Linked DNA regions of Mus musculus: region 1 is linked to region 2. Evidence: chromatin contacts called from ENCODE Hi-C or POLR2A ChIA-PET data. All regions are on one chromosome and are shown on one strand. The core of a region is the stretch at or near the end of the contact, and the rest is flanking DNA. Distances in the headings are between cores, read along the strand shown.

Region 1 (5,991 bases), core at 1,955-4,454, 53 kb before region 2:
CAGAAGAGGGCCCACTCACATGAGCTGGGCCCTCCCCCATCAATCACTAATTAAGAAAATGCCCTGCAGGCCTGCCCACAGCCTGATCTTATGGAGATGTTTTCTCAATCAAGGCTCCTTCCTCTCTGATGACTACAGTTTGTATCAAGTTGACATAAATCTAGCCAGCACACTGACAGTTCTGAGCTCCAGGAAAACAACCAGCACCAAGTGCAAAGCTGACAGAGCACCCTTGAGTAACTGTAGCCTCAATTTCCATCTACAACTGCCTGAGACACCCCAAGTAAGATTCCCCAAACTCTTCCCAACCTACCCACAGAACCATGAGAGATATAAATGTATGTTTCCAGCCACCATATTTTGGAGTGGTTCATTATACAGCAACAGACAGCTAGTAGGGCATCTATAAGTCACTGAACCAAACTTGAACTGTCCACCAAGAAGTCTAACCACATGGACATTCAAATGTTAATTTAGTTAAGGTATTGCAGGTCAAGCCTCGATTAACTTCTGAATGCTGTGTAAGTGGTAGAAAAGCCAGTAGCTATAAAGATCAATCAAGAGTAATAACTTAAAAGATGAAATTGGATGGAGGTAAAAGTGAAATATAGGGCTTAGAGTCTATAGGATGGAAAGCTGGTGGCCCTTGTCACGGTACAGCAAGCCATGTGTTCAAACTGTCACCTGATATACTTTAGAATGCAGAATATGTGGCAACTTAAGTGACAGCCTTAGGAAAAAAACGGTAGAAACCATAAGGATTTTTGGTTTGAGCCTGGCTCCTAAGGGGTTTTATCAGAGATCGAGAAGGAGGGAGTAAACTCAAAACTGAGCTAACCCACTTGAAAGCAGATAGGAAAAAAGGTTTTCTAAAAACAAGCACAGTGCCTAGGGCCTGTGATCTGCAAATGAATCCTAAGGAAACTGCAGAGCAGGTGAGGGTAACAACTCCTTCCCCACCCCTACCCCCATCCCCACCCCCACCCCCACCCCCACCCCAAGTAGCTCTCAGGATCTCTGGCCCTTTACAGCCTTCAGTGTCAGGGTTTGTGCTATGTTCTGGGATTGTATCCTCCCTTCTGTGAAGTTAGAATTAGTGGAGGGGTAGATAAAATGATTGTAGTTGTAGGTGGGTTTTATATTTTTTGTGTGTGCTGCCCCTGCCCCTGCCCCTGCCCCTGCCCCTGCCCCTGCCCCTGCCCCTGCCCCTGCCCCTGCCCCTGCCCCTGCCCCTGCCTCCTGAGTACTGGGATAAAGGTTGCACCACCATGCCACCAACCTTCCTTTGTCTTGTTTTGTCTTGTCTTGTCTTGTCTTGTCTTGTCTTGTCTTGTCTTGTCTTGTCTTGTCTTGTCTTGTTTTGTTTTGTTTTGAGTCAGGGTATCTCTGTGTAACAGCCCTGGCTGTTCTAGAGTTTGCTTTATATACCACACTGGCCTTGAACTCACAGCGATCCACCTGCTTCTGCCACCCTAGTGCTGGGATTAAAAATCTGCACTGCCACACCCAGCTCCCAATCTTCCTTTTTAAAATACCTTTCTTAACCAAATAAAATGTTACCAGCCTACCTCAATTCCCAAAATTTCATTCATGTGAAATCCCAAAGAGTAGAACCTTTGAGGCCAAGCAGTAGTGGCACACGCCTTTAATCCCAGCACTTGGGAGGCAGAGGCAGGCGGATTTCTGAGTTCAAGGCCAGCCTGGTCTACAGAGTACTTTCCAGGACAGCCAGGGCTACATAGAGAAACCCTGCCTCCAAAAACCTAAAAAAAAAAAAAAAAAAAAGAGTAGAACCTTTGGCCTCAGAAAGTTGGGGTACAGTACGGAAGGTGTTAGAAACCAGGATCTCCTCTGTTCCCAGGCCTTTAACTGACCCAGTCAAGGCACAAGGCATCACTGAGCCATTATAATACTCTCCACCAGCAAACTAACAAAAGTTTATTTAATACAAACTTAAAAAGATAGAGAGTTGTTTCAACCAAGAGATCCACGGCAGGTAGTGGAGCGCTGGGGACCCCTCAAGGAAGTTATTAAACCAGATAGCAGAATCCACCAGAACCAGGGCATACATCCGGAAGTCCACCTGCTGGTCACTGTCCTTATCGAGGTTGTTCATTTCCTTCTTCACCTTCTCATCATCTACGTTATCCTGAAGGTGACAGGGACAGGAGTCATCACGGAGTGGGGCACTGCCCAACCCACCTCCAACACCTTCCCTGACATCAGCGTGCAGCTTTTATTTCCAAGATGGGCAGCCAGGTCTACCGTGGGCGGGAAACCCTTGTGAGGTACCAAGAAGGTCAGTAAGGAAGGACAGATAGACTTATGATGTAAGTGTCTCCAATAGGCCTACTGGAGTGTGTGTGCGTGTGTGTGTGGGGGGGGGGGGGTTCCTGGGTATTCCTCAGAGTATGAAGAAACTAATCTTTGCTAGGCCCCAGCTTCATCTTGATAATGAGAAAATCAGAGCTTCACTGCCCTCCCTACCCCCCATCAGTAGGATGAATTCAAACAAGACAAACCTTTCCATACCAGCCAAAACAATGAAAAAGAATTAACCCAAAATGAAGAAGGGGGGGGGCAAGACCTGCCTCATACATTAAGTTCTGAGACCTAGCTCTATAATTACCCATTAGTCTGTACAGGGCAGGAGACAAATTGAGAGGTCACAGCGCTTCTCTGGCAAATGCCCCAGGGTGTATGTCTTGGCTAGAATCCACTCTCTCTATATACATTCTTGGTTTGGCATATAAATGTGTAAAATAAAAAGAGAAATTAATGCCCACCAATAATGTCCTTGTGTGACCCATGGCCAGCTGCTACCTTTCTCTGAGTTTGGGACCATTCAACTAGCCAATTACAGGATTAGACAGATAGACTCTGGAGCCCCCAATAGCATTGTGCTCAAGAATGCTGAAGCCATCAATAGCCCTTTCACATATAGACCTAATGGGCACCCCAGGGACTGTGAAATGAGGGCTGATGGGAAATCCTCAGTGCCACCCTGGCACTGGCACTAGCAGGCACCTTGGAAATGAAAGCAGGAACAGACTTGCCCTACCTAGCCCAGGCTCCCCTCCTGGCCTGCCTCACTACCCCCACATAGCTCAGCAGCTCCTTACGCAAAAGCTCCTTTATCTCCCCTTTGTTGTGTTTGAGCCTCTCGTCCTCTTGACTGGCGTACTTGTGGAAGGTATAGACCATCACATCCACAACCTATTGCAGGTCACTAGACGCCTTAAGTCCAGTCTCCAAGGCCTGCTTCTGTGTCACCAAGCCCCTCCAGGAATGACAAGTCACCGCCTGCCTGCATTCTGCCCTGCAAGTATGGCTGTCTAAGGACGAGGGTCCACACTTCCACTTTACACTGTAACCAGACGTTAAACTTTCCTGTGCTGTGCGAGTCATCTAGAGCAGAACCTTGTGTCCTGAAGACCTATCTCTGAAGGTAGATCTTCCAGCCTGAGTGTCCAATGGGAGATGAGGAGAGGCATGAGAAGGGGAGGGGTTGCAGGATATCTAGAGTCTCAGTTGGATTCCTATCTGTGCCAGGAATGCAGAGCACAGATGTGTCCATGGGCTCCCAGAATCACCTGGCAATAATCATCAGAACAGCCCAGGAGTATAAGACTCCATGACGGGATCAAACCGTTCACAAACTCTAGGTCAGAGTCTCTGCCATCTTAAGCTCCCGTAAGCAAGAGTGCTTCCTTCTTCATACCAGGGACGCTCGTAGAGTGACAGGTGTGCCTGCTACCAGGCTGAGCTTTAGCTGTGTGCACAGTGCTGGTTCTTTGCAGTCAGGGCCTAGGCAGGATGTAAGTGACTCAACATCCTCTCCAACAGGAAGGATTCGGCTGAAGTTAGAACTGAAGAAATTAAATGGCCAGTGTCTTGTGGTCAGGCTAGAAGCTGAAGAGATACGGTCAGAAGTCAGGGGTCACCTCTTCCAAATTCCTCTAAGAATATTGAGTGGGTTCCAGAGTAAGGCCAGAGGAGGCAGTGTTGGAGTCAGGAAAGCCTCCAGCCTGCGCTGCCAGCCCTGCTCTGCTAGTCCCACCCTCATCTACTTAGAAAAGCACAGGAGGTAGCCTTGGGCATGGCTCTGCCACTACAGACAGGACTAGGGACCCAGGCAGGGCTAAGCACTGAGAGCCTGTCTCTCTGCCTTCTTAGTCCTAAAAGAATCCGAGACGTTGCAAAAGCAAGAACAACTCAGTATTGATTGTGACATGTCACTGTACAACCTAGTGTGACCTTGACCTCATGACTTTACTGCCTCAGTCTCCTGAGAGTGGGATTACCGGCCGGCTCCATTGTATCTGCCTCAAATTGGGGATTCTTATAGTTTTTTAATATTTTTTTATTTTTTTTAAGATTTATTTATTTATTATATGTAAGTACACTGTAGCTGTCTTCAGACACCCCAGAAGAAGGCATCAGATCTCATTACAGGTGATTGTGAGCCACCATGTGGTTACTGGAATTTGAACTCAGGACTTTCGGAGGGCAGTCAGTGCTTTTACCCGCTGAGCCATCTCACCAACCCCAGGATTCTTATAAAAACACCGCTCACATATCCATGACCTATTCCTAGGCCTAACCACCCCCCCCCAAAAAAAGTTCCCTAAATAGTCATATCTAAACTGAGAGACACAGAGACCTCAGACACAGAGACTGGAGAACAAGCAACAGAGTAAGCCCCTAAGCCCTCAAAGGAGAATGTGGGAAAGACCCTTCCACCTGAATCTTCACTGAGAGGATCCCTTCAAATGAGAGATCCCACCAGCAAGTCAAAGAAAATCTACAAGGACCAGGATCAAGATGGAACGAAGATAGAAACCCAAGTCCTCTACAGGACAGAGGTACTCACCAGATCAGATAGCAGAGAGACCCAGGAGGAATTAAAATGGTCAAGACACCCAGGGTAGAGATTTATATGCCAGCCCAACTGACCTCCAATTTGTCATTTTGGAGAAACAGAACTTGTCCTAACCTGTTCTTGGCAAAATCTGGCCTCCTTCCACCCCATATATTCCCTCCCAGGTAGCACTGGTCTCAGCACCAGCTGGAGGAACCTCCAGGCCCAACCAAGAGCATACCTGAGCTCATCTAGGCCCCAGCAAGAAAACAGAGGTGTGGTGGGAATGGGGAGTGTACTGGCTAGTTGTGTGTGTCAACTTAACACAAACTGGAGTTATCACAGAGAAAGGAGACTCCCTTGAGGAAATGCCTCTATGAGATCTAGCTGTAAGGCATTTTCTCACTTGGTGATCAAGGTAGAAGGGCCCATTGTGAGTGGTGCCATCACTAGGCTGGTAGTTCTGGGTTCTATTAGAAAGCAAGCTGAGCAAGCCAGGGGAAGCAAGAGAGTAAGCAACACTCCTCCATGGCCTCTGCATCAGCTCCTGCCTCCAAGTTCCTCTGGTGATGAACAGCGATGTGGGAGTGCAAGCTGTTTTGTGCAGGAGTACAAACCCTGACTAAGATAGGGAGCCTGGTCAGGGATGAGAGGAGACAGCTCCTATTCTGGAGCCTAGACACTCATTCCAAGCCTGGTTTTCATGTTATGCCTGTGAGTCACAGTTCCTTCCAGTGTCAGAGAATGCAGTGACACAGAGTGGGTGGGAACTTCACAGCCTGTGCTCACTCGTGTGTGTGTGTGTGTGTGTGTGTGTGTGTGTGTGTGTGTGTGTGCGCGCGCGCGCGCGCGCGCGTGCATGTGGAAAGAGAGAAAAACAGTCCTGACCACCCTTAGAAAACTGGCGTCCAAAAATACAGCTGGGGCATCCAGAAGAGGATGCCAGGAAGTCAAAGAAATCTTTTCTTATTGTTTTGTTTTGCTGTAAATGCCTGGCACCAGAACACCTCTTAAAGAGGTATTGAGGTGACTGGATCTGGTTAAAACTGCTTCAAAAGGAGCAATGGAGGTTGCTCTGCATCAGACACAGCTGCAGTGAGCAAGAGTCTGTGCAGAATGCAAGAGAGCAC
Region 2 (5,817 bases), core at 611-3,110:
CTGACTTTTCCAAAAGCCCAAATTGCCCTGACCATGCCCCTGGATCTCAGCCACTCCAGCCCCACCCTCCCGCCCCCAAGTCTGGTCCCCACCTCTTTCCTTGGTCTGGAGTTCTGAATGTCCACCACACTCTCCCAGGTTCACCTCCGTACGCTTAAGTGGTTACTTCTTTCCAAATGTTGGCTCCATCCCTACTCATCTCTCATACTTAGGATCTTCCCTAAAACCTACAAGATTTTAATCAACCTCACCTCCTGAGGACAAACTACCCATCTTGTTGATAAATTGACTATGCCAATAAATTAACATGGTTCACTCTCAAAAAAAAAAGCTTTTCAGTTTTAACTGTGGCATTCTCTGTGTTCCTCTCGTCTACCTCCAGTTCACTCATCCTCTTCCCATTTACTCATTCACTGACGGCCTCGTTAATTACTTTCATTCATTCACCTATCTCCATCCAGCAATACATTCATCTCATTCATTCAGCCATCCCCTTCTCAGTCAACGCATTCCTCCCAACTGCTATCAACATGCAGGGCTAGTACGGTAACCGAACTGGGCTGTAATCGCTGTTTGCAAGACTGTTCCAAGAGAATCTCCCCAGTCTCTCTGCTCCCTCGCGTTCTTTTCCCAGTGTTGAAGGCTAATGGTTCACAGAGGTGCTCCTACCTCTGCCCCCTCCCAGGACGCATGACATCATACCCACATATCACCCTACATCAACTCTGCCAGTCCTGATCTGCCTAAGTACCCCATTTATCTTCAGCCAACTTCTGCTGAAGCAGGAAGTCCTTCGAACTTTTTCCCCCAACTCATAATACTGTAATCAGGTGTCGTACACACACACACACACACACACACCTCTACCCCAGGCCTCTCCAACATTCCTAGGGTTCCTCTTCTGAGTAGAGGATGAGCCCACCTTAGCATCCATCACCCCTGCCTGGCCTTGCCACCACCTCACCTGGGCCGGGCAGGCAAACACTCCTACAGCGCAGGTGGCTCTGCCAGGCAGGGCCAGTCAAGCTGAGACCTGCCTAGGTTCTAGAGTGGAAAAGCTGCCAGTTTGAAGCTCCACTCCTTTCTCTTTCCCTCTCTCCCATCCAGGGGCCCTCACCGGCTTCCCCAGGCCACTCCCAAGGAAGCCACCCAGAGCAAATGAAGACTGCATCCCGGTTCTGCCTGTGCCCCAGGTGGAAGAGAAGCCACCTCAGCCCCTGCCTCCCTTTCCTGGCTTCTTAGGCTTTCTGGGCCCTCTGCAGTTCCTTCTGAACACCATTATTTTTCCCAGGTCACAGCTTCCGTAGTCCAGTGAGGCCTGTGTCTAGAGTCTGTCAACCCCTAACGCCCACCAAGACACACTCTCCGCCCTGTTCCGTTTGAGAGAGGACGCAACAGCTGTGGGCAAGGCCCTGGAATGTTCTGCCCAATGTCCCAGCCCCTGGAGATGAGCCAGGTCGGCTGCTTAGCCAGGAGAGGGTCCTGCTATCCTGTCTATACTCTTCTACAGGTTTCACAAAGCCACCGGACTGCTCATACCCTAACTAGCCTTTGGGGAAAATTAATGATTACCAAAATCTTCCTGCCCTGTTTCTGGCAGGCACCTCTCCTCAGGCTCCCTTCCTTGACCCCCACCCCAAGGCTTCAGAGTCCCTTCAGCAGCCCCAGACCTCCTCCGCTGGGCCTGGGGGCTCACCTGCCTCCTGTGAGTCCACCTCCTCCAGCAGGGCTCTGAGGCCTGGGCTCTGGCACTGACAGCCAAGCAGCTCCTGCTCAGCGGAGCCAGGACTCCTCCCCACTGCACTCCCAGAATCTGTCCCACTCCCTCCCGGCCTTGCCTGGCTGAGCTGGCTGTGGGAAGGTAGTGACTGAACTCTTGACTTGGCCCTGGGGTTGGGCCCTTGTTAAAGGGATACACACCTTTTTTTTTTTAAACACCCCTCTACCCTCACCCTAGAGGGAGTGGTAGAAGCTGGCAGTCCCCCAACCCCACCCTCCTAAACCCACAGGCTCTGAGCAGAATCCGACAAGGCAGAGGAAAGAAAGAGAAGGCTCATCACCTGTTTCTCTCACCTAGGTCACTGAGAGCCAGGTTTCAGGGCAACCCCCTGCCAAAGACAAGTTAGGTTCCCGGACCGCAGGATTTCCCTGCTGTTGGGATTAAGGAGTCCAACACTTGATCTCTGTTGGCTAGAGCAAATGCAACAGCTCTTTCTGGTCTCAGCTCTCCAGTTCAGCCACCCTAAGCTCAGGGATTTCATTCCTAAGAACCCCTGCACAGCAGATGCCTCCACTGCAAAAACCTAGCCCGTACACACCTTTCCTGCAGGTACCCAAGGGAGCTGGACAGCTTGACCTCCTTACAGAAGGCTGCAGCCAAACAGAGAGGACCCTTTGGCCCACTCTCACGATGATGTCTGTCAGGTACCAAAGAACACACCCGTGTACACACACACACACACACACACACACACACACACACCTGACAAATGGCTAACTGAGATGCCTATTAACATATCAAGGTGCATGCTCTCTCAGCATCTGTTAAATCATCCTGTCTCCTCTCAACACTTCTCACCTCCAACCCCTACCCTAAACCTTTCTAGTCCCCCCCACACCCAGCTTCCCTTCCCTCCCCCCCCCCCACTTCTTTCCTATATAACCCACCCATTTTAGCCACAGGCACTCTTGATTCTCTTTGACCTCTCCACTTCTGCCTTGGTCCTCCACACTTGGCTCCTAGTCCCCTCTCTTTCCCCTCTCCCTTCTCCCCCAATCCCTTCTCCTCTCATGGTCTATGCTGCCGCAGTGTCCAGTCTAGATTCTTCTTATATTTACAATATGAGAAGTCCTGTCTCATATTTACAATAAAATGCTTCTCCTCAACCATACCTAGGAACCGTCATGTCTTCATTTCCATTCATCTGGTGCTCGAAACCTGGGATAGATCTACAGATATATAGACATATAGATATACAAATTATATATATGTGTGTGTGTGTGTGTGTGTGTGTATGTGTGTATATGTATATATATGTATGTATGTGTATATATATACATATATATATCCTTCCAAGGAGCTCAGTTGGCCTCTCTCCTAACAGAACCAATCTGCTTGTTTGACTCTCCTAAAGAATGTATGGGACATTTGTTTCTGCTAGCTTCTGCCACCCTCCAAATTTGACTCCAAATTCTAAACTCTGCCCCTTCCCACTCTAACCATTGATCTAACCATTGATCTTATTTACTCAGTAGACGTCCTTCTGGCTCTTGGAGCCTGTTACACCCTCCAGAGTACCCACCACTTAGGCATCTCTCTACCAAGACACTTTCTCTTCTCCTTCTATTGCAACCCTCCCTCCTTTCCCCCAAAGCCTCTCCCAGGCCACCTCTTCAGCTGTGTTCTCTACCTGCTCTAACCATTCTCTCTCCTCCTCTACTTAGGAAGTGTCACCCCCAGAGCTGCCTGCTTTGCCTACTCTTACTACAAAAGCCACACCAGTCTGTCAGAAAGTTCCTCTTGCCCTACTAGGGATGCCTCTCCTCTGTGATTTGAGACCTTTCTCTCTGACAAGGCTCTCAGTTCACTTGGGGATGCCCCGTTATTCTTGACACCATGTCAGAGAAGGTAACTTCTGTTTCCTTTGTCCTCAGCTCCATTCAGAGTTTCCTCGGAATCACCCCAGGAACTGTGCTCCCATACCGTCCGTCCGTCTGTCTTCCTGGCCCTCTATGATGCTGGGATCCCCCTTAGGCAGAGCTCCTATTTGTGACCTTTGTCCTTTTTGTCTCTCACTTCCTTCCTGGAAATCCCACTGCTTCCTTCCATCCTTCTGGGCCTCTGGCTTTCTTACTTCCTCCTGTATCTTTTATGACCCCATATTTCTTCTTCCTTTAAGTCAGAGATTTTATTAAAGCCTCCTTTCTTACTGAAAACAGCTTGGCCTTAGCACAGTTCAATCAATGGCCAAAAGCTGACACACCCCATTTCCAAATTCTCTCTTACGGTTACAACATCCGCCACAGCACAAAGGAGCCCAAGATATCTTATATCTAAATTTTCTCTGCTCTATATTTCCAAAAGTCTCTTACCTCTAAGGTTTTTCTACTTTCCATTTAGAACAAAAAACAAACAAACACCTTTTATCTCTACCATGTCTTTGCTATCTGCTCTCAAAAAAAAAAAAAAATCTCTTGAGATTATTCTGTAAACTATGTCAGATTTTGTAAGTTCATTGATTATGGTTAAAAAAGAATCTGTAACAATGACAAACGGTTATATACTGTGTGACACACTGTGACACAGTACAGCTTCCGTGACAAGATGAGTTTTTTTTTTTTTTCATTTTGTTTTGTTTTGTTTCAGGGGGTATTGCAAGGGTGAAAGGTGGATAAAAAGGGATGAGGAGGTGAGTGGGATTGGAGTAAATGATGTGAAATCACAAAGAATCAATAAAAAGTTGTTTTAAATCTGTAAAAATTTAACTTAAAACTAATAACAAATGGCTTATACTTAAAAATCTGCACATAGGTAATTTTAATTTGCTACATATATATATAGTGGTAGTTTGAATATGCTTGGCCAAGGGAGTGGCACTATTTGTAGCTTTTTGGAGTAGTGTGGTCTTGTTGAAAGAAGTGTCTCACTGTAGGTGTGGGCTTTAAGACCTTTATCCTAGCTACCTGGAAACCCATCTTCTAGCTGTCTTAGGAACAAGATGTAAAATTCTCAGCTCCTCCAGCCCTATGCCTACCTTGATGCTGCCATGCTTCCCACCATAATGATAATGGACTGAACCTCTGAACCTGTAAGCTAGCCCCAATTAAATGCTGTCCTTTATAAGAGTTGCCGTAGCCGGGTGGTGGTGACGCACGCCTTTAATCCCAGCATTTGGGAGGCAGAGGCAGGTGGATTTCTGAGTTCAAGGCCAGCCTGGTCTACAGAGTGAGTTCCAGAACAGCCAGGAATACACAGACAAACCCTATAAATAAGGCTTATAAATAAGGCTTATAAATTCCTAAGATCTCGAAAAAACAAGCAACAAAAAAAAAAAAAGAGTTGCCGTGTTCATGGTGTCTGTTCATAGCAGTAAAACCCTAACTAAGACATGTATGATTCAATTCTTGTTTAGAATATACTGTATATGTAACTTGGATTCAACTCTTGTGTTTTGTTTTTTTTTTTAAATAGATCAAATAAGTGTTTTTAAATAGCAACCATGTAGCTCCCCTCCATCTTGGCTGATGACCTCATCAAGATGCAAACAACCATGTGGCTGGCAGCCATCTTTACTAAGGTTAAAAGAGAGGACATGCAATGCACCTTCACCATCATCTTGAATAAGAGGACCACGTGGACCACGTCAACTGAGACAACTATCATGAAACTTCTTAGAGCTACGGAGCACTTTGCTTATCATTGCTACCTCCAGCTTAGACTAAGAAAGCGACAATGGGTCTCCAGAATATTTTGGATCAGGATGGACTTTTGTATGATGCTAAGGTTATAAAAGTCGACTTAGGTTAATAGAAACTATCTTAGCCGGGCAGTAGTGGCGCATGCCTTTAATCCCAGCACTTGGGAGGCAGAGGCAGGCGGATTTCTGAGTTCGAGGCCAGCCTGGTCTACAAAGTGAGTTCAAGGACAGCCAGGGCTACACAGAGAAACCCTGTTTCGAAAAAAAAAAAAAAAGAAAGAAAGAAAGAAACTATCTTAGGGGTGTATGTCTAACCATTCATGACTTTGCTAACTGTTTAACACCAGGCTTCTAGAACATTTAAAAAAGAAACAGCATGTTTGATAACTGATACATATAT

What was found. A loop is a pair of places that touch in the nucleus more often than their neighbours do. ChIA-PET counts read pairs that join two places held with the same protein, here RNA polymerase II (POLR2A).
Region 1: POLR2A ChIA-PET joins it to region 2 with 74 read pairs in Patski. The contact joins the promoter of S100a2 here to the promoter of S100a16 in region 2. A Hi-C loop is called at or near these places in 7 of 37 maps with a recorded cell type or tissue (gastrocnemius, heart and left cerebral cortex). POLR2A ChIA-PET finds 5 or more read pairs at or near these places in 2 of 5 experiments (Patski and embryonic stem cell).

What each region holds. Positions count from the first base shown.
Region 1 is chr3:90,587,460-90,593,450 of GRCm38, reverse strand. S100a2 (S100 calcium binding protein A2) reads right to left here and starts at 3,204. Exons shown (of 2, transcript NM_001195760.1): 1 at 3,097-3,204; 2 at 1,943-2,149. The coding sequence starts at 3,204. The coding sequence ends at 1,943. It also overlaps a transcript of S100a3 not described here.
Region 2 is chr3:90,533,297-90,539,113 of GRCm38, reverse strand. S100a16 (S100 calcium binding protein A16) reads right to left here and starts at 1,860. Exons shown (of 3, transcript NM_001356605.1): 1 at 1,697-1,860.